Regions from separate parts of the Mus musculus genome. Here region 1 is linked to region 2. Evidence: chromatin loops called from intact Hi-C (ENCODE). Cell type or tissue: left cerebral cortex. All regions are shown on one strand. Links, peaks and the distances in the headings refer to the core of each region. The heading gives the core; the rest is flanking DNA. Region 1 has its middle 16 kb from the start of Aym1. Region 2 holds the start of Wscd2 (WSC domain containing 2).

Region 1 (11,783 bases), core at 1,162-9,161, 120 kb before region 2:
CCACATGTAGCTGGAGACAGTGGGGAGTGCATAGCTGGGACCTCACCTGAGGTCTCCCCTTTTCTACAGGGACACTCACCTTCCACCATCACCATGGACAGAGAAGTCATTTGTGATGGGTTGTATATCCTTGACCCAGAAAGTGGCACTCTTAGGAGGAGTGGCATTGTTGTAGTGGGTGTGGTCTTTTTGGAGTAGGTGTGACCTTGTTGGAGTGGGTGTGGCCTTGTTGGAGTGGGTGTGGCCCTGTGGAGTAGGTGTGTCACTGTAGGTATGGGCTTTAAGACTTTCATCCTAGCTGGCTGGAAGCCAGTATTCTGCTAGCAGCCTTCAGATGAAGATGTAGAACTCTCAGCTCCTCCTGCACCATGCCTGCCTGGATGCTGCCATGCTTCAGCCTTGATGATAATGGACTGAACCTCTGAACCTGTAAGCCAGCTCCAACTAAATGTTGTCCTTATGAGACTTGCCTTGGTCATGGTGTCTGCTCACAGACACCTTTGTGAAGACTCCTACGTGGGAGCTATCTGATAACTGCTCTTCCACTTTGTGTGTGTTTGTGTGTGTGTGTCAGTGTGTGTGCATGTTTGTTGAGTGAACCGAAGTCCCAAGTATGGGTGGAAGTAAAAACTCACTCATTGCCCCATCATGGGTACAAATCTGTTGAGTTTCCTGGCACCCTCATTTCGTGTCAAGCCAGTCAGAACTCTGTGGTACCGAGCACCCGTGCGAATAAGATTCATCTCTTCATTATCTAGATTTCCCAAGAGCTTAATCCTTGGCTCTGTTTGAATCTTATCTTTTCCTCTTCACAGATCCCTGCCTTCGGCAAGATGTGAGAACACTATCATTCTCAGTGTTTGGGGCGTTGCTAATCACACACACGGTTCCCAGCAGAGTGTGTGTGTGTGTTACAACTTCACAAGCTTAGTTTGCTATTGTCACAGCAGGGAGCATGGTGGCACACAGGCAGGCAATGGATCAGTGGCTGGGAGCTAGCTACATCCTGACCTGGAGTCAGAAAAGAGACACCCTGGCATGAGCATACACTTTGTGAAACCTCAAAGCCCAACCCCAGTGACACCCTCCCTCCAACAAGCCCACACCTCCGAAACCTTCTAATCCCTTCAAACAATTCCACTCCAGGCTACTGAGCATTCAAATATATGAGCCTGTAGGTGCCATTCTTGTTAAAGCAGCTCTCACGCCACCTCGTGTCCAGGTGACTGTGAGCCACCACACAGAGGTGGTGTACTGTACTCAGGTAAGCACTCCTAACCACTGGTCCATCCAGCCCCATGCTTGCATTTAAACAGCAGTGAAGGGCGGGTTTAAGGTCTATATTCCGGGGTAGCTGTGTGACCTTGGTCAAAGCCTCTCACAAGGCTATTTCCTTTCCTTCTTGAGGAACAGATAGAAATGCATCAAGGCTACCTCTGTTAGCTGAGCAACAAGCTATGAGACTTGACCGGGCCCCACAATATCACCGTTGGTAATTACAGAAGTCACCCAAGGCTGATTGGTGGCCAACAGAATTTCTTAGGCTCGACAGAGCCCCTGGGATCGTGCTAGATTTTTTTCCCCCCATGTAGCTCTTGGCTGTTTAAGCGTTCCCTTCCGAGCAGGCCTTGAGCCGGCTCTGCCAATGGCTTTCCTGGGACGATAATTAGATTTAAGCCCCCGGTCCAGTCAATAGATTCTCATCTCAGGGTTACCAAGCCGATCATGGCCAGTAATTTACAGCTTGAGTTGTTCTAAAATCAATACAGATTTTGCTCTTCAACGAGAGGGCTGTAAAACAGGGTGACAGGAGGGCCCCCAAAGCCGTCAGCTCAGGAGCGGAGCGTTTACCAAGCCTGCCTGCGGAGGGGCCTTGCAATTAGAGCAGAGCGAGGTGGATGGCCTCCATCCCATGGGCTGTGGCCAGAGGCAGCAGGAGCTCCCCCTGACAGGGCCTGTCTGCTCTCAGCTTTGGAGCTCTGTGTGAGTCCGTCTTGTTTGACAGGTGCGGTGGGAAGGGAACAGGTTTCCAGTCAGGTTGAGTGGCCTTTGGACATGACAGTGCAGTTTTCTACACTTGGGGCTTAGCCTGAATTCCTTGATGCTTGGGCCTCTTATCTGTAAAATGGGCAGATAATGGAGACCGTAGCCCAGATGGAGAGAGGAAGCCATATTTAGACAGCTCTGCAGATCCCAGTTCCCATGGTCCAAGTAAATACCCAGAAGAGAGCGGGACTTTAAAAAACCCCAGAACTTCCAGATGTGTTGACTTGGCTGTTGTTTTGTTTTTGTTTTTTGAGACAGGGTTTCTCTGTATAGCCCTGGCTATCCTGGAACTCACTTTGTAGACCAGGCTGGCCTCAAACTCAGAAATCTGCCTGCCTCTGCCTCCCAAGTGCTGGGATTAAAGTCGTGCGCCACCACCGCCCAGCTGTGTTGACTCTTGACTGTGATTTCAACACTGGGAAGACAGAGGCAAGAGTCTGAGGCCAGCCTGGGCCACACAGTGAGCTGCAGGACTGCCGGCATTCCAGATCTTGTACTGTCTGCTCGGGTGTGAGTATTGGTCCCATTTTTCTGATGGGAAAATCAAGTCAGAGATGGGGAGGGTTTTTTTTTTGTTGTTTTTGTTTTTGTTTTTGTTTTTTTTGCTCGAGCACAGACAGCCATCAGAATGGTGCTGTGGTTTGGATGTAAAATGTTCCCCCTGGCAGTTCAGAGTGTTCAGAAGCTGGGCTCCCAGCCAGCTGTGCTGTTCGGGGAGGTTTTGGGAACATCAGGTGGTAGAGCCCCCGTGGGAGAAAATGGACAGGAGTGTGTGCTTCTCTGAGGAAGCAACATGGGGAGAGGGGTGGGAGGTGTCACTCCCCAGAGCCTCAGGCACAGGTGAGGACCCCGTGCCTAGCACGCTCAGAATCAGTCAGTATGCTTTAGCTTCATATTTTCATTCATTCATTCATTCATTCATTCATTCGATGTATTGAGAACCTACCAGGACAAATGCAGTATGTAAGAGAGTGAGGGTGTGTGTGTCCCCAAGGAGTGCCCAAGTGAGGAAGCTGGACAGAGCTGAGATGTCACTGGGAGATGGGGACAGGACAGGGCTCAAGGAAGACCCTCCCAGGCACACAGAGGAGCACCCGCCAAGGCCCTGGGGTGGGAAAGATGGTGGCCCAGATGGAGAGGCAGAGAATACAGCTGAGGAGGAAACCTCAGCCTCTCCACCTTGGGCACCCTGAAGCCAGAAGAGCAGGGGTCAGCAGGGGTCAGCAGGGGTCAGCAGGGCACTTTAGGACAAGACAAAGAGCTGGGGCTTTGTGCTCATGGCAGAAGGGAGCAATGAACAGGAGAAACCGAGCTCCTGCTGTGTGGGGAACAGAACAGAAGGTCCAAGGGTGGAAGAAAGAAGATACAAGTGGCCACCATGGGGCCAGGGCATCATGGGACTTCGCTTTATCTGACCCCAGTAGCTTGCCACACTTTTTTTTTTGTTGGCTTAGTGTTCCTCATGTACAGCCCCTGCCATGCTTCCTTAGCCCCATGCTCTGTGTTAAAATTTTCTTCACTCTTGAGAATTTCCTACCCACGGACAATGACATATGAATGCACCGACTACCTCCGTTCCGCCCTCCGCCTCCCCTTGTGGCCCTACCAGCACAGACCCTGCCCAGCTCCTTAACCTACCATGGGCTCAGGGCATCCACGGGAGCACTGGAAGCCTATCAGTGACCACACCCTCAGTAAAGAGCAACGCTCCCCCACACGGCTATCTGCTCCACATGGTTTCTCTGCATGGATGGGGCTTGGAGATCATCTGCTTCAGCTAGAATCCCACCCAGCCCGATCCATTCAGGTCCTAGCAGCTGCTGTGAGCTCCCGGCAGTCTCTCATCCTTAGCATCTATTTCTTAGAGAGGAAAAAAGAAAAGAAAGAAAAAAGCCAGGCAGTGGTGGCCCATGCCTTTAATCCCAATCCCAGCACTTGGGAGGCAGAGGCAGGCAGATTTCTGAGTTCGAGGCCAGCCTGGTCTACAGAGTAAGTTCCAGGAGAGCCAGGGCTACACAGAGAAACCCTGTCTCAAAAAACAAAAACAAAAAAACAAACAAACAAAAAAAAAAAAAAAAGAAAGAAAGAAAAGAAAAAGAAAAAGGAAAAGGAAAAAAAAAAGAAAGGAAAGGAAGAGAGAATCTTATCCAGTTTCTTATCATGGCCTCCCCTTCCCAGCACCCACAGAACTTGCTCACAAGCAAAGCCTTCCTTCCCCGTGAGCCCCGTGAACGGAAGACTCATCCTAACAAGCCCCCGTAGGAAGCAGCCAGGAGGCTCCTGGCAAATCTTCATTGGCTGGCGGTCATTGCAACTCAAGATTCGGGCCGCTGACCTAAAAGACTTTCAAACAGTATAGTCAGCCAAAGCAATGGTGGGCAGTGGGCGCTGGGGGACATCACAGAACATGGAAAATTCACTCAGAACTTCTATGAAATGGGAGCACTCACCCACTCTCCGGATGGGAAAACCGAGGCTCAGGACTGTTGAGCCACTCGCACAAGAAGAAGTTCTGAGCTTGTGATGGGACTGCTTTGTCTGGTCCGTCTAGTCCTCTGAGCAGCCGCCATCTTTGTCAGAGTATCGCAGTTGGGCCTGTGGGCTGTTGACATTTCCTCAAAGAAGGAGGACTGGGGCGGGTCATGGGACCTTAGACTGAATGTCCAGCCACTCCTCCAGATCATTCCAGTGCAGTTTGTCCCTAATTGTCCTCAGGGTCTCAGAGAGGTGCTATAGTACACAGGTAGGAAAACTAACAGGAATGATCTTCATGCAGCTGGCGTGTGTATGTGGGTTGGGGTAGGGATGGGGTGCTGTGTGGGACACAGACCTCCTGATGCTTTAGGGTCACCCAGAGTCCTTTCTATGACCCTGGACTCAAGATCTGTAAGTAACCTAAGAAACTGGCTCCCTGGGGTGAACTTGGACTGGGCTGTGCTTTGTCACTGGGAACTCAGGAAGTTAATGATGTTCATATCTCTCTAGGCAGGGCTTGTCACACCTATCACGTCACGGCACCCACAGAACCCCTGAGGGTTACGCACAGTGTCTGGGGCAGCAGTCCTGCTGGGGTCCCTTGCATAGTGATCAGCGCCCCAGCATTTGCTGAAGACCTAGAGCTCTTCCTCTTCACACACGGCACGAGAATTTCAGAAACTATACAAAGAGACCCCCGCCCCCCCCCACACACACCCAATCACCAGCCACACACCAACCACGCTGGATGCTTCAGGTGCTTGCCTTTCTGCACGGCTTGCAGCCTGAAGGGCCTTTTATCTTCCAGGGAGCAGGGATAGCCTGCCATCAGGGGAGCAGCCGACAAAGGCCTCTGCCAGTCTCTAGCTGCTACCATGCTCACTGAAGCAGCCGGAGGTGGGGGTGGGGTTGACTCTGCCCCCCTCTTTGCTAGACCGGGCTCAGGTTCCCAGTCCTCGGGGTTGCTTTAATTTACTTCCACACACACCAGCGGTTCCCAGCCACCGCGCGGAGTCACTTAAGGGTGGTTGTCACTCGTCAGGAGTGCGAAGAAATAATGTCAGCTACGTAGTACCCCCCTCCCCCACATCCACAGGAGAGGTGCTCCAAGACCACCAGAGGATGGCTGAAGATGAGGAGACTGCCTGCCATCTCTCTGTATGTGTGGTGACGCCCTGTTCACATCCTGGGCGCTATCCACAACAGCGATAAGAACCGCCAGTTAACATACTATGCTGCGAGAAAAGGAAGTTACCGTGGCCCCTCCGCCATCGAGATGGCTCTCCCTGCACCTAGTGAGGTGCACGTAAATCGAGCAGGTCTTTGACAAACAGCCATACCGTGACCGTGTAGTGAGTAGAACCTGCCTCCGTTGCTATTGCGAGCGACCACGGACAGTCTGGACTCCGCTATCTTCTTTTGTTTTAAGATTTCTTTATTTTTACTTTATGGGTACCCGTGTCTTGCCTCCTTGTGCATGCAGTACCTCGGAAGGCCGAAAGAGGGTGCTGCATCCCTTGGAACGGGAGCTACAGAGGGCTGAAAGCCCACCTCAGTGCTGGGCTTTGAACCTGGGTCTTCTGGGAGAGCAGCCAGGGCTTTTAACCAGTTTTTCCAGCCTCCAAAGGAATGGTTCTGGCTCCAGTAGGATGTCAAGAGGCTTTGCTCATCCTACTCAAATTGTGTACAACAATGTGTATAAGTTATTGTTGATACTTCCTATGTGATACCCTCAGCCCAGTGTTGACTGCAGGTCAGTGGGACTATAGTACAGAGAAGGTTCCTAGAGGGGCACAATGCACTGGGTAGAAACTGGAGTCAGAAAGTTACTTACTTAAAAAGTAAACGAGACCATCTGAGGATACTATTTCCAGTGTGCACAAGCAACTAGGGGTCTTGCCTAGGTCACACACAGCCTGTTATCCCCAGGGAACAGGACCAGGATTCTATCTCAGGGGGACCCTGACTGATCTTACCTACCCCAGCACTGAGGTTCAAAAGTGGCCTTGGCTGCTCCAGGCCACCAAGGAGACATCTTTCTGGATAAGATCTCACGGGCAGCCCAGATGCTTTGCAAAGGTTCCTCGAAATATAGCAGAATACATATCTGAGTTTTTATTGCCCACGCCGTAATAGGAATATAACTTATGACTGCTGGCACGCCAGGCTTCGGCAGCCTCTATAAATCTGGCCCTCTGATCGAATCCACATGCATTTCAGCAGAGCTGGGCCCTCGGAGGGGAGCAGGGAAGGAACTGGGGCCAGAGCTTTTGGGGGGGGGTTAATCATAGTCAGAATATTAACCGCACATCCTGTTGAGTTCCTGTGAATAGATTCAGATGTCCCAGCATGAAGGTCTGATTCTGCACACAGCAGAACAGCAAGTGTCCAGAGCAGGCTCAGAGAGCGTCCTGAATGCTGTCAGCTTCAGTTTCAGACCAAGATTCATTTCCCCTGAGAAAAACAATGTTTCAGCCATTCCCGGGGTGGGGGAGGGGGGGTTTTGAATCACGGTGGAAGGCTTGCGACTCAGGATGAAGGCCAGGAGGAGCAAACCGATGGTTGGTTTCTTACTTCCAAAACAGGCTCACAATTTTCAATGAATGCTTGAAGGATTTTTTCTCTGCCTTATAACTTTGTTCCTTTCTTCCTTCCTTCCTCCTTTTTTTCTTTTTAAAAAGCAACATGCCAGTCTGTGTTTGGCTTTATTGGGTAAAAAGGAGGCCAGACACTAGTGGAGAAGGAAATAGAAACTGCAATTGAAGATTAAGATTTAAAGAGGAAGGCCAGGCACTGGTGGCACACGCCTTTCATCCCAGCACTTGGGAGTCAGAGGCAGGCAGAATTCTGAGTTTGAGGCCAGTCTGGTCTAGAGAGTGAGTTCCAGGACAGCCAGGGCTACACAAGACAGAGAAACCCTGTCTTGAAAAAAACAGAACAAAACAAAACAAAACCACAACAAAAAGATTTAGAGAGGAAAGGCCCAAGTGACTCCCGGGCGTTCCAGGGTCATTCTCCACAAGAATGGATTTGCCCCAGTACCACTGCTGTCCTTCACAGAGCGGAGCTTGCCCTGTGGTGCCTCCTGTAACATGACAGCTCTGAGGGGGACCAAGGATCCCCATTTCCCAGATGTGGAGACAGAGCCTAGTCCCACTCCCTTTCCTTTCCCTCTTTTAAACTCATGACCCTTCTTCTTCAGTCCCTAAGTATCTGGGACTACAGGTGTGCCCTTTCCCAATAGGTGTTCACCCAGGACTGAAGGGCCCAGCGGGCCAGCTCGTCTTTTTAATTATTGTTGGTGCATCTTCTGCCTTGCAAGGAGCTTTGTGGATAGATACTAACTGTCCAACCAACGGCCAAGCAAACACAACCGGAGCTGCACTGGCCTTCTTGAGCCAGATCTGCAGAGTTGACCAGTGAACTGGATCTTTGAGCTCTGATCTCTTTGCAAGGAGGAGGGGACACGGCTTGGGCAGTGGACTGGGTGAAGGTCCGCTTATTTCCACAGGGTTTCCCTGTCGATGAACAGAACAGAATACCCACAGTTTGGTTCACACAAGATGATTCCAGGCATCACTGCCTCTCCCTTCCCCTAGCCCCTCACTCAACTGTGTGAAGGGATCTCTTCTTTCCAAATCTCTCTGTATCTTTCCAGTCAGAGATTGAATCTGTAAGGTTCCCCTACAGGCTCGTGTGTAATACAACCAGTTACCAGCAGGTGGGGCTGTTTGGGGAGCAAGTTGTGGAGACTAGGAGTTAGTGTCTGACTGAAAGAAGTCACGTGGGGGCAGGGAAGCTCTTGCAGTGTACATTATCCCAGGTCCTTTCCTGTCTACTATGATGGTCACATCCCTCCAGCCATGGCGTTTTGTCCCAGCACATTGTGCAAAACAGCAATGAACTCACTGAAGTTTGTGAGCCCAGAAATCTCTGCCCACCTTTCCATAGCTGTAGTCAAAATATCCACTGCAAACAATGTAATGAAAACATTTTGCCACCAGTTTAGTCCAGATTGCCACCATCTCTTTCCCAGATTCCTCTAATCCTGTCTTTACAGCTCTGCCTGCCAGGGGGTGGGGGTGGGGGGGGGGAGGGCTTATTTCAGCTTTCAATTTACAGTCAACCATCAAGGGAAGTCAGGGCAGAAATTCAAGGGAGGAAACTGGAGGCAGGAACTGAAGCAGGGGCCAGAGGATGCTGCTCACTGGCTTGCTCCTCGTAGCTTGCTCAGCTCTTCTCATTACCATCCAGGGATGGCCCCACCCACAGTGGGCTGGGCCCTCCCCCCATCAACCATCAATCAAGACAATGCCTCTCAGACCTGCCTACAGTTGGATCTTATGGAGGCATTGCTCCCTCAGATGACTATAGCTTGAGTCAAGTTAGCATTCAAGGAGCCAGGCTGTGAGGGAGTGGTAGCTGCTATGAAGAGTGAGTTATACTCTTGAGGGTCGACCTTTAGTATTCCTGTGTCAGCCACTGCAGGTGCTTTCTACATTGTTCTCTGAGACAAGGCTTCTCGTTGGTATAGGCTTGCTGGGTTCACTAGGCTGGCTGGCTGGCAAGCAAGGGATTGTCCTCTCTGCCTCCCCAGCACTAAAAAACAAACAAACAATAAATGACAAGAATACATCACAGTGTGTGCCAGCTCTATTCTTGTGTGCCGGAAGCTCAGAGCTCCTGGACAGAGGAATCTCATCAGGCCTAGCCAGTGCACTCTTCTCACAACAGCTGGAGGGAACCCCTGGAATCTCAATCCTGGGTCAGTGTAGGCACTGGCTTTGGATGGAGGCTAGGAGCCCCAGGCCATGACTGTACCATCACAGCCTTCCTGAGGTGCTGTGGGGGGAACCAGAGGTGGAGCTCAGAGCTACAGGTGCTAAGTGGCCATGGGCAACTCCCAAGGGAGACACTTTCTATGGGGTCACAGCCAGAGGCGTTGACCAAAAGGAATGCACTCTCTTAGACAGAAGCAAGAGAGCCAATCAGAGGCTGTGCTTTGGGAGCCTACGTTCTAGTATTAAGAGAAGGTGGCTCTCTTGGGTCAGGCTGGGACCCCAGTGTTGGCACTGCTGATGAGAGCTCACCTCTGCTTGAGAAGCTCTGAGACCCAGGGACACTGTGTGGTTCTCTGCCCCCAAGTTCTGCAATAAGCACCTTCACAAGTGGTAGGGAACCTGAGGTCCCCAGAAGTTAGGTGACTTGTCTGACCTCACTCTAAACAGGCAACTCCAGGTAGCAGTTTCCAACGTGTGAGTCATGACCTCTTTGGGGGCGGGTGTTGAAGACCCTTTCACAGGGGTCGCTGGAGATCATCATAAGACACAGATATTTACATTATGATTTACAGCATTAGCAAAATTACAGTCATGAAGTAGCAAGAAAAATAATTGTATGGTTGGGTTACCATGACATGAGGGACTGTATTAAAGGGTCACAGTGTTAGGAAGGTTGAGAATTACAGCCATAAGCTATCCATTCACTTACCCATCCATACATGCATCCACACATGCATATATCATACATACCAACTATCCATGCACACATCCATACATGCATCCACACATGCATATATCATACATACCAACTCATCCATGCACACATACATACATGCATCCATCCATGCATATATCATACCAGCTGATCCATGCACACATACATACATAATGCATAAATACATGTATATATCATACATACCAACTCATCCATCCACACATATATGCATGAAAATATATGTGTGTGTGTATATATATATATATATATATATACATGTATATATATAAAATCTATCAGCTCATCCATTCATCCTTCCATCCACACATATATATGTGTATATCATAATACCAACTCACCAATACACTCATCCATACATGCATCCATACAAGCATCCATACATACATGCATCCATACAAGCATACATCCATACATAATACCAACTCATCCATCCACTTACTCATCCACCTGCCCACCCATCCACTCACCGACCTACCCTGTAAGATACTGGTGGGAGCCAGCAGCACATGCTGGAGAGAGCATCGTGGGCAGAGACAGCGTGTGCCTGTTGCTAAGGTTAGCCTGCTTTACTTTCAGTTGTTGTGACAAATGTCCAGACAGAAAGTAACTTAGGGGAGAATGGGTTATTTGGCTCATAATTCCAGGTCCCACTCCATCATAGAAGGAAGGCGGAAACTCCAGACAGGAATTTGCTGCTCTACACAGCATTGCCTCCGACAAAGGAACTCACTTCACAGCCAAAGAAATGAGTCAGGAACCATAGGGATGCTGCCCGCCCAACTGGCTTATGATCAGCTAGAGTTCCAAACTGGCTGCCTAGGGAATGGTGCTGCCCACAGTGGGCTGGGTTCTCCTACACCATTTACCCATCAAAATAATCCCCATGACTTCAGGTCAATCTGATCTAGTAAATTCCTTGAGTGAGATTTTCTTCCCATATAACTCTAGGCTGTGCCAAGCAGACATTGGAAGCCAAGGACAAGTGGGAGAGACCAGAGAGGCAGCATGGTGAAACATAGGGACTTGGGGGAGAATGTAACCAAGGGAGACACCAGAGAAGCATGAAGTGAAGATCTGGCGGGGGGGGGGGGGCGGTACCGGAAATGAGTGTGATGGACAACCAGTGGAGAGTCTTGCGCTCACTCCTACAGTGCTGTGTGCGCTGGGCCCATTGTTATCCCATTTTATAGAGGAGGAAACTGAAGCTCAGGAAAGTAAGTTCATCCTGTGTGAGCGTATGTGTGTGAGTATATGTATATGTATAGAGTGTGTGTGTGTGTGTGTATGTATGTATGTATGTATATATGTATGTTGTAAGTGTGCATATGTGTATCTGTGTATGTGTCTGCATGCAATGTGTTTGTTTGTCTGTGTGTTTATGTCTATGAGTGTGTCTATGTGTCTGTCTGTATGTGTGTCTATGTGAATGTGTGTTTGTGTATGTGTGTGAAATGTATCTGTGCCCAAGATTCCTGAGCAGTAGGCTACCTTAAGCCAGGATGAAGCTTGAAATAAAGATGTGCAAACACGTGTGTGTGATCAATGAGTGTGGTGCGTGAGTGTGTGGGTATGTGTTGGGGGTATGAGTGTGTAGACATGTATGTACAATGTGAGTGTGTGGACATGTATGTGTGTGGAGTGTGTCTGGACATATGTGTGGAGTGTGAGTGTGCGAACATGTGTGAGGGAGAGTTTGTACCCTGAACCCAGAGGAGGACATTAGGAGTCCTGATTCATCCTTTTCT
Region 2 (11,783 bases), core at 2,402-10,401:
CTCTCTATCAGTTGGTCCATCCCGGGAAACCAAGAAAGGTTACTCTGGAACCTGCGAATGCTTTACACGTTTTTTCTTTTTCTTTTTCTTTTTCTTTAATGCTTTAATGACATCATTAGGAATAAGGGTCTGGGTCAAAGGGCACAGCTACAAACCCAGCCAGTACTCAGGGCACAGCCACAACAGAGTCCCTGGCTTTACCTCCCAGCATCTTACAGCCTCCTACTTAAAGCGTGACCCCTGCCTCAGTTCTAGAGCTTCTAAACTCCATCTAGAAATGGCTAGTGGGTGCGGGATGGGTGGCAGGTCTGCCTCCTTTTGTTTGAGATTATATCCGTGACATTCACCTGTGTGTGCCTGAGAGCCACGGTTCATTCCTTATCTCCGCTGTATACTATTCCACATCTGTATTCTGTCCACTTCCAGTGGGAGACAGTGCCATGTGGCTATAAAATATTCCACAGCGTGCATGTGTTAAGACATCACCCTGTGTGTTGCTAAATTTATTAATTATTTTTCTCATCGCTGAGTCTGAATACCCAAGGAGCGGCTTGCGAGGAGGAAGGCTTTAACTCAGAGGTTATAGGGATAGAATAGCCCATCACTGTGGGAAAGGCATACGGGCAGGGGCGAGTTACATTGTATCCAGAGTCAGGAAGCAAGGAGACCAGACCGGAGTGAAGGCGGGAGACCCTCAGGGATCCATTCCCTCTATCTGTGCTCCACCTGAAGGCCAGCTGGGGACCAAGGGTTCAAACACGGGAGAGAACAGAGACATTTCACATCTAATTCACAGCATTAGCATCAGAGGTGATGCTGATCAGAAAAATACGCAACAGAAAGGAGAGCTTCTAGGGGTGGGCGTGGCTCAGTGGGTACAGTGCTTGCTAAGCACGGACGAGGCCTGGGATTGATTGATCTGGATCAATCACCAGTACCACATAAACTGGTGCACTGCTGTAATTTATAACTCGAGGTGGAGGCAGGGGGATCAGAACTTCAAGGTCACCCTCAACTACTTATGGGTTTAGTGCCAGCTTGGGATTCCTGCAACCAATAAATAAATTAATTAAGCAAGTTTCAGGGCTCTTTCATGATAAATGAGCCTTAGGCACATTAAAACACCTAAAGACAAGACCAGGTGTAGTGAATTCTAGCACTGGAGAGACTGAGGCAGGAGGATCACAAGTTCAGGGTTAGCCTGAGCTAAAAGTGAGAACTTGAAACAAAACCAACCAAACAAACAAAAACCCAACAACAAAAAATTAAATAGGGTATAGGAGATGGCTCAGTGGATAAAACATGAAACCCCAGAGACCCAAGTTCTAATCCCTAGAACACTTGTAAACTCCAGCTCTGTAAACACCCCTAACTGTTGTGTCCCCTCAGCTTCTAGAATGAACTTCCCTGTTGGAACTTAGTATGTTGCCCAGGCTAGCCTTCAACCCTGGCTCCTCCTGCCTCAGCCGCTGGGATGGCAGTTCTCTCACCTGCCTGGGCCGTCAACTGCCACCAACATGGCTCCGATCTCAGGTCACAGCTCGTGGGCCTAATGCATGCACAGTCTGCATCGTGGCAAGCTGCTCACAAATGCCGCTCAATCTCCCTGCAACCCTCATATGCTGGGAGCCATTACCACTATTTTTAGAACATGAAAGTCCAGAGAGGTTAATTTCCCCAAGGCTGCCCAGCTGTCAGGTGGCAGGGCCAGGGCTAGAACTTCAGCCTGGGTGTATCTAACCCCACAGTCCTTGGTCACCAGGATAGTCTGAAGGCCAGTCCCCTCCCTCCACAAGAACAGTACCATCAAAGGGAGTTAACTCACTGCTGGACATGTCCCTCTCCAGTCTTGCACATTCTTTCCTTCGGCCTTAGCTACTCCCAAAATTAGAGCAAATTCTATTTTTAGAAGCCGTGCCTCAAATGACAGAGACGCATGGGCTGTGTCTCGGTCTGTGGACGTAGCCTGGAGGTGTTGTCTGATCTTCCACTGAGAAACTCTCTGGCATCACCATTTGATTTTTCTGAGCCCTTTCAAAGGCGAGGAGTTGCTTGGGTCTCTTCACTCTAGCAGCTGACTTTGGTCTGAGGCCCCACGCCCAGGTCACAGTGGGAATGGGACGGGACAACAGCACAGCCAGCCCTCAGCGGTGAGGTTCAAAAAAACAGGCTCTGTTCCTTCCTTCCCACATTGATGGGTCTGTGGTCTGCGAACCCCACAGCCCCTGTTCAGTTTGCACAGCCAGTTGTCTTTTGCGAAGACCAGTAATGTGGGACTCCTGGCTGCTAAGAGACACATGCAGAAGGAAAACAAGAATAATTGAGGAGACCCGTCAGCCTTAAGCAGTTCCCCTGCCTTGCTTTTGCTATTTGCTGATGGAGCAGCTGGGACCAGAGAGGTTAAGCAACTCAGTCCACAGTGCTCAGCTAGCTCTGGAGTCGGGACTCTGCCATGGCTCATCTTCATTGTCTGCGTAGCTAGATAAAGAGTCACCTAGGCTGTCACCCTGGCTGTCTGTGAGGGAACTGGGAGAGACTTTTAACTGAGTGTCTTAGTGGGTATAATGGCTGTGATCAAACACTATGACCAAAAGCAAGTTGGGGAGGAAAGGGCTCATTTGACTTATCCTTCCACATCCCAAGCACTGGAGGAAGTCAGGGCAGGAACTCAAGCAGGGCAGGAACCTGGAGGCAGGAGCTGATGCAGAGGCCATGGAGAGGTGCTGCTTACTGGCTTGCTCAGCCTGCTTTCTTATAGAACCCAGGACCACCAGCCCAGGGATGGCCCCACCCACAATGGGTGGGGCCCTCCTGCATGAATCACTAATTAAGAAAATGGTCTACAGGTTCGCCCAAAGCCGGGTCTTATGTAGGCGTTTTCTCAACTGAGGCTCCTCCTTCTCTGATGACTCTGGCTTGTGTCAAGTTGACAGAAAACCAGCCAGCACACAGAGAAGGGAAACAGATCCTGAACGTGGTTGGTGTCGTCCCATGGGCTAGAGTCCTCAAGCGGAGCACCTCATTCGCCTCTGCTCCCCAACTGTGGCTTCCCCTCCCTGAAGGACATGGAAGCCAAAGGAAACCTCTTCCTCAGCTGTTTTTGCTGGCTGTTTTGTTGAAGCAACTGGAAGGTAAGAATTATCAAACAACCAATGCAAAATGGGCAGGAGATTTGTATTCCAGGCAATACCAATAGATGAGTTGGGGAAGACTGAGAGATTTCATACTCAGGGTACAAACTTAAGTCCGCATCTTTATACACAGCTCCCTGCTAGGCTCAAACTCACTCCCCCGACCAAGCCCGAAGCCCATTTTCTCTGAGGTAGATATGGATACTGTGTGGCAGCCCACAACCCTCATATGGCCAGCCTAGAAGGTCTGAGCTGCTCCTGTTCATGTAGGGAAACCAAGGCAGCTTGGTCAGAGCCATACCGACAGAAAACAGTTAAGGGGAGAGGACACTTGAACCCCATTCCATTTAGCTCAACAGTCGGCATTCAAAAAAAACACGAAAACCAAGATCTCGGACTGGGGAGGTGGCTCAGCAGATACAACACTTGTTCTGTAAGCTTGAGGGCCTGAGTTCAAATCCCTGGTAGCCACATAAACAAGAGCTCACCCTGTAACTCCAGTGGCCCTAAGACATGCGAAGGGGAGGGGAGAGAGTCCAGGACCCTCGAACGATCATCTGCAAACACAGATGGAGGAGCCACCATCTCAAGCAAGGTAGAGAATAAAGACTGACACCTGAGGTGGTTCTCTGACTTCACGCAAGGCACGGTGACACACGAGTTCATACATGTGGGCACAGGTGTCCATGCACACCACACACACACATACATACACACACACACAATATTTACACCTAAGCCAGACGTAGTGTCTCACACCTTTAAGCTCAGCACTTGAGAGGCAGAGGCAGGTGGACCTTTATGAGTTCGAAGCCAGTGTGCTCTAATGATGTAGAGTTCCAGGACAGCCAGACCTACATAGAGAAACCCTGTCTGGGGGGTGGGGGGGGGTGTTGGGGGGGAGTAAATAAATAAAATAAAATAAAAATATTTACGCCTAGATTTTTCCAGTCGCCCTTGGACCTAACCGGAGCCAAGCTAGATCTGCAAACCAGAAGCCCCTGTGTTCCACTCTTGTCTGATGCTTCTGATCCCCTTCAGGGACCCTCAGTGGAAGTCATCCAGGAGCCGGAGACACACAGCCGGAATTCCAGCAAGCTCAGAGAGGGAGTGTGACAGCCCAGAAGCCACACAGGCAAAACTCAGAGCCTGTTAAAACAACACGCTGAACACCCATCAACAAAACTGTCCTTTGTTGGATTTCTTTGAGCTGCCTGCCGGGCGGGCTCCTGGCCAAGTCTCCAAGCAGCGGCAGCCAGCCCGCACCACGCTCAAGCCAGGCGCCGGCCCTTCACCCCGTCTCGGTGCATTTCGCCGCAGCCCAGGAGCGGGGCTCAGCACACTGCACAGCCCGGATCCCAGGCCTGCGGCGGGCGCGGCGGGAGGCCGGGACGCAAGGAGTTAAGCGCGGGCGGTCGGGCCGGGCTGCGGGGAGGCGGCGGGCGCGGGAGCTCTGGAGCTCGGGCTGCAGACTGCTCCAGCAGGGCCGGGAGTACGGGCGCCCGCGCAGCCCCAGCCTCATACCCCCGGCCTCAGCCTCGCTCAGTCCCAGCCCTGGCTCCGCGCACCACTCTCTGCGCTCCAGGCTCCAGGCTCCCGGCTTCCTGCTCCTCGCTGCGCCCTACCAGGCACAGAGAGCTCGGCGCTTCCCCCAGGTAAGCAGCAGCCACGGGTCCCCAGTGAGCCCAAAGCTGCAGAGAGGTGACAGTCGGCTCCGGGGAGATGACAAACTTTCCTCTGGCCGCGGACGCGTGTGGGGACATCCCTGGGGCTGCCGGAGCAGCGGGGGGCCTTGGATCACACTCTCGCACTCCGCTGCCGGGCCAGCTTCCAGCCTGGGGAGAAGGGGTGAGCGGTGCCTGTGAGCTGGCCTTGGGGTGGTGCCTGCACTGGGGAACCAAGCGGTAGCCAGGGCCCCGCAGCGTGGGCTCTGCGAAGCCCACTTTGCAGACTGGCTTCTGTGGGTCCTTGGGGGGGGCATATGGTAGGAGAAAGCCACTTGCCCCTCTCCCGCCCCCCCCCGTTCAAATGCCAGCAGGCCCAAGTGCCCTTCCAGGAGACCCTCAACTCCTTTCCAGGCCCCCACAGGCACAGCCCACTCCTTGAGATTCCAGAGGGGCTGCCCCTTTAGGGGGAGAAAGAAAGCTTTAAAAAATCAGAGAGAGCTGCCTGCACCCCTCAATGAGAGGAGCAAGCCGCAGGGAAGGGGCCTGAGGGGACCAGGGCTCCTGGTGACCTCTTGCCCAGCCCGTGGCTGCCCACTCTGAGTCCCTGAGGCTGTCCCAACCTAGAGCACTGCTGGCTATAATCCCTTTCTCCCTAGTGAAAGCACACTTCCAAAAGGCCAGTCCTGTGTCCACATGGAAGACATCACTGTCCTCCATTCCTGCCGGGAGGGCTGGGAGTCAGGGGGCATACTGGTTGGTCTTTGGTAGGCTTGAAGTCCGGTAGAGACATAGTGGATGCTCTCTTCTGCCTTGGCCAAGAGCGGTGTTTGGAAGTGATCCCTTGGCCATGGGTCAGCCTTCTACTGGATGGAGCTGGGTGTCTCTGCCTTTGGGGAGCAGTCGTGCTGGGGGTTCTTGAGTTCTTGAGCTGTTAGGTGAGATATAAAGACTTCCTGCCTTGGCTTAGGACTCTGATCTGAGGCCAGAAGCCACTTTCCCAGGCTGCCCAAACCCATGCACTCCTCCAGGGTATCAAAGGTCTGTGGTGGATATCTTGGGGAAAACACAGCTCTGATTCAAGAATTGGCTTCACACTTGCCTTTGACTTGCTGCGTATCCTATGTCTAACCACTAACCCTCTCTGGACTACAGTGGCCACTTTTCTAAGAGTGAAGAGATGGCACATATCCTCGGAGATCCCCATTCAGGCCACTGTGTGGCCCTGAGCAATGTGACAGATGGGATTTTTAAAATCTTAGGGTGTGTGTGTGTGTGTGTGTGTGTGTGTGTGTTGCACATTAGTGTTTAGGAACTCAGGTCTCAAAGTAGATCTAAGTGGCCCCTGGCCACTCCCCCACTGTAAAGTAAGAGTTCGTAGTTCCTACTGTGGAATGGTGCTGTGAGCACTCACTGAGATGATATGGGAGCATTCATGAGATGATGTGGGAGCACTCATGAGATGATGTGGGAGCACTCATGAGATAATGTGGGAGCACTCACTGAGATAATGCTAGAAGCACCCATCACAATCTGGCAGAGTACAGGAGCAATGGGGATGGCCATGTGGAGATCTTATGCATGGATCCTGGGAACTGTTTCCTAAGGGAGGCTTTCCCTGAACCCTAGGATCCTCATCTGGGGCCAGGGTCTTAGGTCTCTCCAATCCATAGGATACCTGCAATCCCTGCCCCTCCCAGCTTCCCTTTAAAACTGCTGCTGGACCAGCTGCTCCCAGTGGGGAGCCCAGGGCAGTCTGGGAGGGCTGGATGCACCCAGCTGCCGCATCGTCATGACAACGGGAGATGGAGGTAAGCTGTCTCCATGGCTTCAACTTTGCAGCTGTCTAGGGACCCAGAGCAGGGACATTCTGTCTGTTCCGGGTCAGGCATCCAGTTTGCCTCAGGGCTGGGCCTGCCTGGCTGCTGTTCCAGGCGGCAAGAACAACCAATGCTGTGGAGAAAAGTGTTTTCTGGGTCTGTGGTAGAGGCGGGGCATAATCAGAGACTGCAGGGAGAGGGCAGTGAACAGTTTCTTTCTGACTGGTGTGAAGCTTGCCCTGCATTCTTGCCAAGCAGACGGGTGGGGTGCGGAGTTTATCCCAGCCACTGTGCCCTGATGTGCAGCTTAGGGATGGAGGATGAAGCCACCATGAGCTGGTAGAGTCTGCGGGGTTGAATTTCAGAACAGTTAAAAAAAAAAAAAAAAAAAAGAACAGTTTGCTTTCCTAGTGGACTAGGGTGCAGGGGGGCATTGCAACTAAAGCCATGTGTAGTCTCTGCAGCCGTGTGCATGTGCAGTCATGAATGTACCAACCACATATGTATGCACGTGTCAGAATAGCCAGGGTGGACTTGACATCTAACAAGTGTGTGCCTGTGGATTTATGAATGTGCAGGCTGTGTGTGAGCCTCTTAGAGAACAACCATCTGTGAACATGCATGTGTGTGAGTGGCTGTGCACACAGGGATGTGAGGTGAGTTTGTGCTGTGCAATTGGGGACACTCGTGTCTGTGTGGCTTTTAGTACATTCCATGTCTGTCTACACATGTTTAGAGACACAGCCTGACACACGGGCTCATCCCTCTCTGGGCATGTGCACATTTCTGCATTCCAGTGTCTGCACATGATTTCTGATGCTTGTGAGTGTCCTGTCTCTGTACCTATGTATGTTTCTATGGGTATATGCCTCTGTCTTGCCGTGCATACTGTGTGTTCCCAGACATACATGTGAGTGTGTGTGTGCAGAACATTGCATGCTTAGTTGTATCACAAGTGTGCATGTGTGTTTTCTAGTGTGGGCATCTTTGGTGTTCATTTGAGTGTGTCTGTGTTCCCTGGCATGTCTAACTTTCACACATACCTCCTGTGGGTGAGTCAGCTGTTGGATGTATGTACCAGGGCTATCAGCTTATAACGTCTTGTATGTTGTTGCAGTGTGTACCTGTGTGTGGCCATGTGACTTCTGCATTAGCAGTGTGTGTGTGTCTGTAGAGGTGCAAACTTGTGTGGAACAGGATGACTGTGACCAGTGCTTCCAAGCACAGGCCCACCTGAGCTGTGGTACCTCTACTGTGTGCTTCACGCTGGGTGCCCTGTGAAGGCGCCCTCCATCCCTAAGCTGCACATCCCTTACCTGCATCAGCTCTAACCTTGCTGGGATGGTGCGTGTGTCTCAGGCACTCCAGAGCACATTTCCAGCTTCCTTCATCACCCATATACCCACGTCTGTCTTGCCAGAGGCTGTGCACACCCACAGATGCTGGGAGCACAGGTATGCATTTAGGCAGAATGTCTGAAAGCAGGCAGCTCCGATGAGCTGAGCATCTCCGCAGCGCCTCTAATTAGGAGCAACTTGTTTTCCTTAAATAAACAAATCAAGTGAGGGAAAGAAATTGCCAGAGATTAATGGCTCCCCGGAGCAGGTCCAGATGTTTGGAAGGTGGGAATCGGGGTAATGCGGGAGTTGGGTCTTTGGTCCTGAGGACAGGAAGGATGCCTGCTTAGGGTCCTCCTAGTGTGGGGACAGTGTGAAGGACTTGGCTGCTGTGGGGATATGGGATATGTGTGTTTCTGCCCCTCCTCCCATGTTGGTAGCCTTGGCTCCGAGACCTCATTTTGCTTTTACTCAAGAGACAGGCAGTCTTCACACTCTGGGCCCCCTGGTTGCGCTCAGCCCTGTGACTGTCACTGCCCATTAGAGAAGGTAGAAGAGTAACAGTGCATGTGGCCTTGCTTAGGCCTTATAGAGACCCGAGCGCATGTGTGCACAGGCGTGTGTGTGTGTGTGTAAGTGTATATGTTGTTGTAAGTGTGAGTGTGTGTATGTGGTTGAGTGTGTGTGTGTGTGAATGTGAGTGTGAGAGTGTGCGATCGTGTATTGTGTACGAGTGTGTGTGACTATGAGTGTGTGAATGTATTGTGAGTGTGAGAGTGTGCTTCTGACTGTAAGTGTGTGAGTGTAATGTGAGTGTGAGAGTGTGAGTGTGTATGTATATTGTGTGTGTGAGTGTGAGAGTGTGTGATTGTGTGTGTGCATGTATGTGAGTGTATGTGTATGTTAATTGGGAGTGTGAGTGTGTGAGAATGTGTGAATGTGAGAGTGTGTGCATATGTGTGTGCATGTGTATGTTATTGTGAGTGTGTGAGAATGTATGAATGTGAGAGTGTGTGCATATGTGTGTGCATGTGTGTGAGTATGTATGTGACTGTGAGTGTGTGCAAATGTATGTGAGAGAGAGAGAGAGAGAGAGAGAGAGAGAGAGAGAGAGTGTGTGTGTGTGTGTGTGTGTGTGTGTGTGTGTGTGAACCTGACTGACAGGGTTCCCATGAGGCCACTGCTGCCTCCCAAGCCTGGTGCTAGCCTCCGGGAGGATCAGAGTTCAGCCTGGTCAGAAACAGGTGAGCTGGACAAGCCATGAGGGCTTGTTTGATATGCATCATTGTTGTGGTCCTGGTGGCCACTAAGTAGCTTTGACTCCTGCCCCTGTCTGACCTTTGTGTTCTATGTAGAGCCACACAGAATGCTGCTCACTGTGGCCACCCCAGCCCCACCTGCTCTCTGCTCAGCCCAACTCGATGACACTTAGAGAGCATTTACTGAGATCACACCATGAACCTCACATACATGGCAACCATCACTCACAAAGACGATTTCTGTTGTGATCTCTTGTGGGGTTCAGAAACATGTGTTAATTATCTGGGTCACAGGATCAGAAAAAAAGCCATCCTGGGGATTCACAGAGGCCACCTGATGTCAGAGAGTACATTTTAAATATGATGTCATATTGCCTCCCCAGTGCCGGAAGGCAAGTTTGACATAATGGATGTCAGAGCCGTGAGACCTTTTCCCATTAGCTCACCTGACGGATATGGTGGTGGGAATGAGTCATGGCACAGAACAAGCCTGTGTTTGTGTAAATGTGGGGGAAGTTTCCCATCCATCCATCAGCCCATCTCCCACCCACCCACCCACCAACCCATCTTTCCATCCATCTATCCATCTGTAGAAGCAGTTGTTTGTCTGTCCATTCATCCATCCATCTATCCACCCATCTCTCTATCTATTATCTATAGATATTTGTCTATCCATTTATTCACCATCCCTGCACCCATCTGTCCATCTGTCTGTCTTTTCACCTCTCTGTCCATCCACAGACAGGTGTTCATCTATCCATCTGTCTGTCTGTCTATTCATCCATCTATCCACCTACCAATCCATCTATCCATCCACCCACCCACCTACCCATCCATCCATTCATCCATCTGTCCATCCACCCACCCATCAATCATTCACTCACATATCCATCCCTCCATCTGCTGTCAGTATTTGTTGATCCCATTGCTTGCTCGGGTTTCTCTGACCTGTTCTGTGATGGTCACAGAAGTTACAGGGGTGAGATTCCCAGCTCTGGAGGCTCTGGAGGGACCTGAGGCAGGACTGTACAGTCTTCACCCCTCCTGGGAAGAACTCTGGTCCTACAACACAGGGCTGTTGTAATGAAGAAAATGTTCACTAAGCCCTCTGCGAGTACCTGGCACAATTCATGCCACAATAAATGGCAGCCCTCCCCTCCCCTTTATAAAGCAGACAGCCAAATGGCACAGCACAAAGCTGTCCTGGGAGGAATCAGGGGTCCAGGACCCCAGACAGGCTAACCCTGTTGCCTGCTCTGAAACCAGTCTTCCTGGATCAAGACTTTCATGCTAAAGCTGGAAAAACTCCTTTGCCTCATGAAAGTCTCTACAGCCCAGCCCCAGAGAAGGTACCAGACTCTGCCCAACAAGACCTAAAAGAACAGGGAGCTGGTAAATCAGGTTTATGATTTGCTTTGCTTTGTTTTGTTTTGTAAATAAAGTTTTATTGGCACACAGCTATGTCCACTCATTTGCATGCCCTCTGTGGGAGCTCTGAGCCATGCCTGGCAGGGCTGGTAGTTGGGGGCAGAGAGCATATGAGCTTCACAGCCCATTGTATTTACTGTTTGAACCCTGCTGAAAATATAATCACTGATCCCCGAACTCCTCCAGGTCCCCAGACTGTGGCTGGGGAGAGGAGATGAAGCCAGCATTAATGAACTTGGCTGGATCACTATGGATTAGGTGGCATGTGAGGTTTCTGTGCTAAACTGGTGAGGTAACCAGAGGCCAGCAAAGGCTGGCCACCCCTGAGACTATGAGTCACTCCTTTGTTAGATGGAGAAAAGAAATGGGATGGGGCTTCTCAGGGCCATGTGGACAGTGCGGGGAGGGCAGTGGCTATGATGCAGGTGTTTGAGAGGCTATCTGTGTCCCTTCTAGCCTTGCCTGACTCCACGATGCATCAAGAATCACAGGCAGCAGAGTACCCCTGCCAGAAGCTTCCAGGTCTAATTGTCCATTAGACTTAGGAGCTTGGCTGCAGGACGCTACTACATCCTGCACTGACTCTTCTCTGCCCCACGTGGTCCTGTGAGGGTGAATTCCTAGGGGAGTTCCTGAAGGGGGAGTAAAGGCAGGAAGCTCCATCCAGCTTTATCTGAGCAGACGCAGCAATTCTGCACAGACTCCCTTCCTCTGTATGAGCCTCAGTTCTCCCATCTGTGGAATGGAAGAGAAGGACGGGTACCCATGAAGAGCCTCTGCAGCCTGACTTTGAAGGTCCCCAGCTCTCTTTCTACTGGGAATAGCTCTGAAGCCCCCTCTTCTGGGAGCCTTGCACAATATCCTGGCTGATGCTTGTAAATCAGGATGGAGACATACCCAGAAACCGTGGTCACCATTGCCTCTGAAGAAGGGGTTGATGGTGCCTGGTGCCAAGATCAAAACTTCGTTTCCATTCACACTGGATCTCCATCTTCCTTATATAAGTAGGACAGTGAGGCTCAGAGAACTTGGCTCCCTTGCTCCGGGTCACACAGCCAGTAGAAGGCAGATCTGAGGCTTGAGCCCAGATATGTGTGACCCCAAAGCCTATGTCTCAGTCACTTTCCTTTACTGTGAATCCCCC

The links. Peaks named below come from ENCODE experiments on the same cell type or tissue, not always from the same donor. Only the 100,000 strongest peaks of a DNase experiment are listed, where the experiment ranks them.
Region 1: a loop joins it to region 2, with 5 times the contacts of the local background. A loop is called at or near these places in 5 of 42 quality-filtered maps.

What each region holds. Positions count from the first base shown.
Region 1 is chr5:113,367,720-113,379,502 of GRCm38, forward strand. No RefSeq gene overlaps it. Among named protein-coding and RNA genes, the nearest start is that of Aym1, 16 kb to the left of the region's middle. In left cerebral cortex, for the core only: CTCF peaks have their summits at 6,016 and 8,238 (motif pointing right); DNase peaks (open chromatin) are centred at 6,009 and 8,252; H3K4me3 peaks cover 637 bases; H3K27ac peaks cover 283 bases.
Region 2 is chr5:113,486,155-113,497,937 of GRCm38, forward strand. Wscd2 (WSC domain containing 2) reads left to right here and starts at 4,293. Exons shown (of 9, transcript NM_177292.3): 1 at 4,293-4,786. In left cerebral cortex, for the core only: no CTCF peak of the experiment used is centred there; DNase peaks (open chromatin) are centred at 4,480, 6,640, 6,734, 7,264 and 1 more place; H3K4me3 peaks cover 4,058 bases; H3K27ac peaks cover 2,910 bases.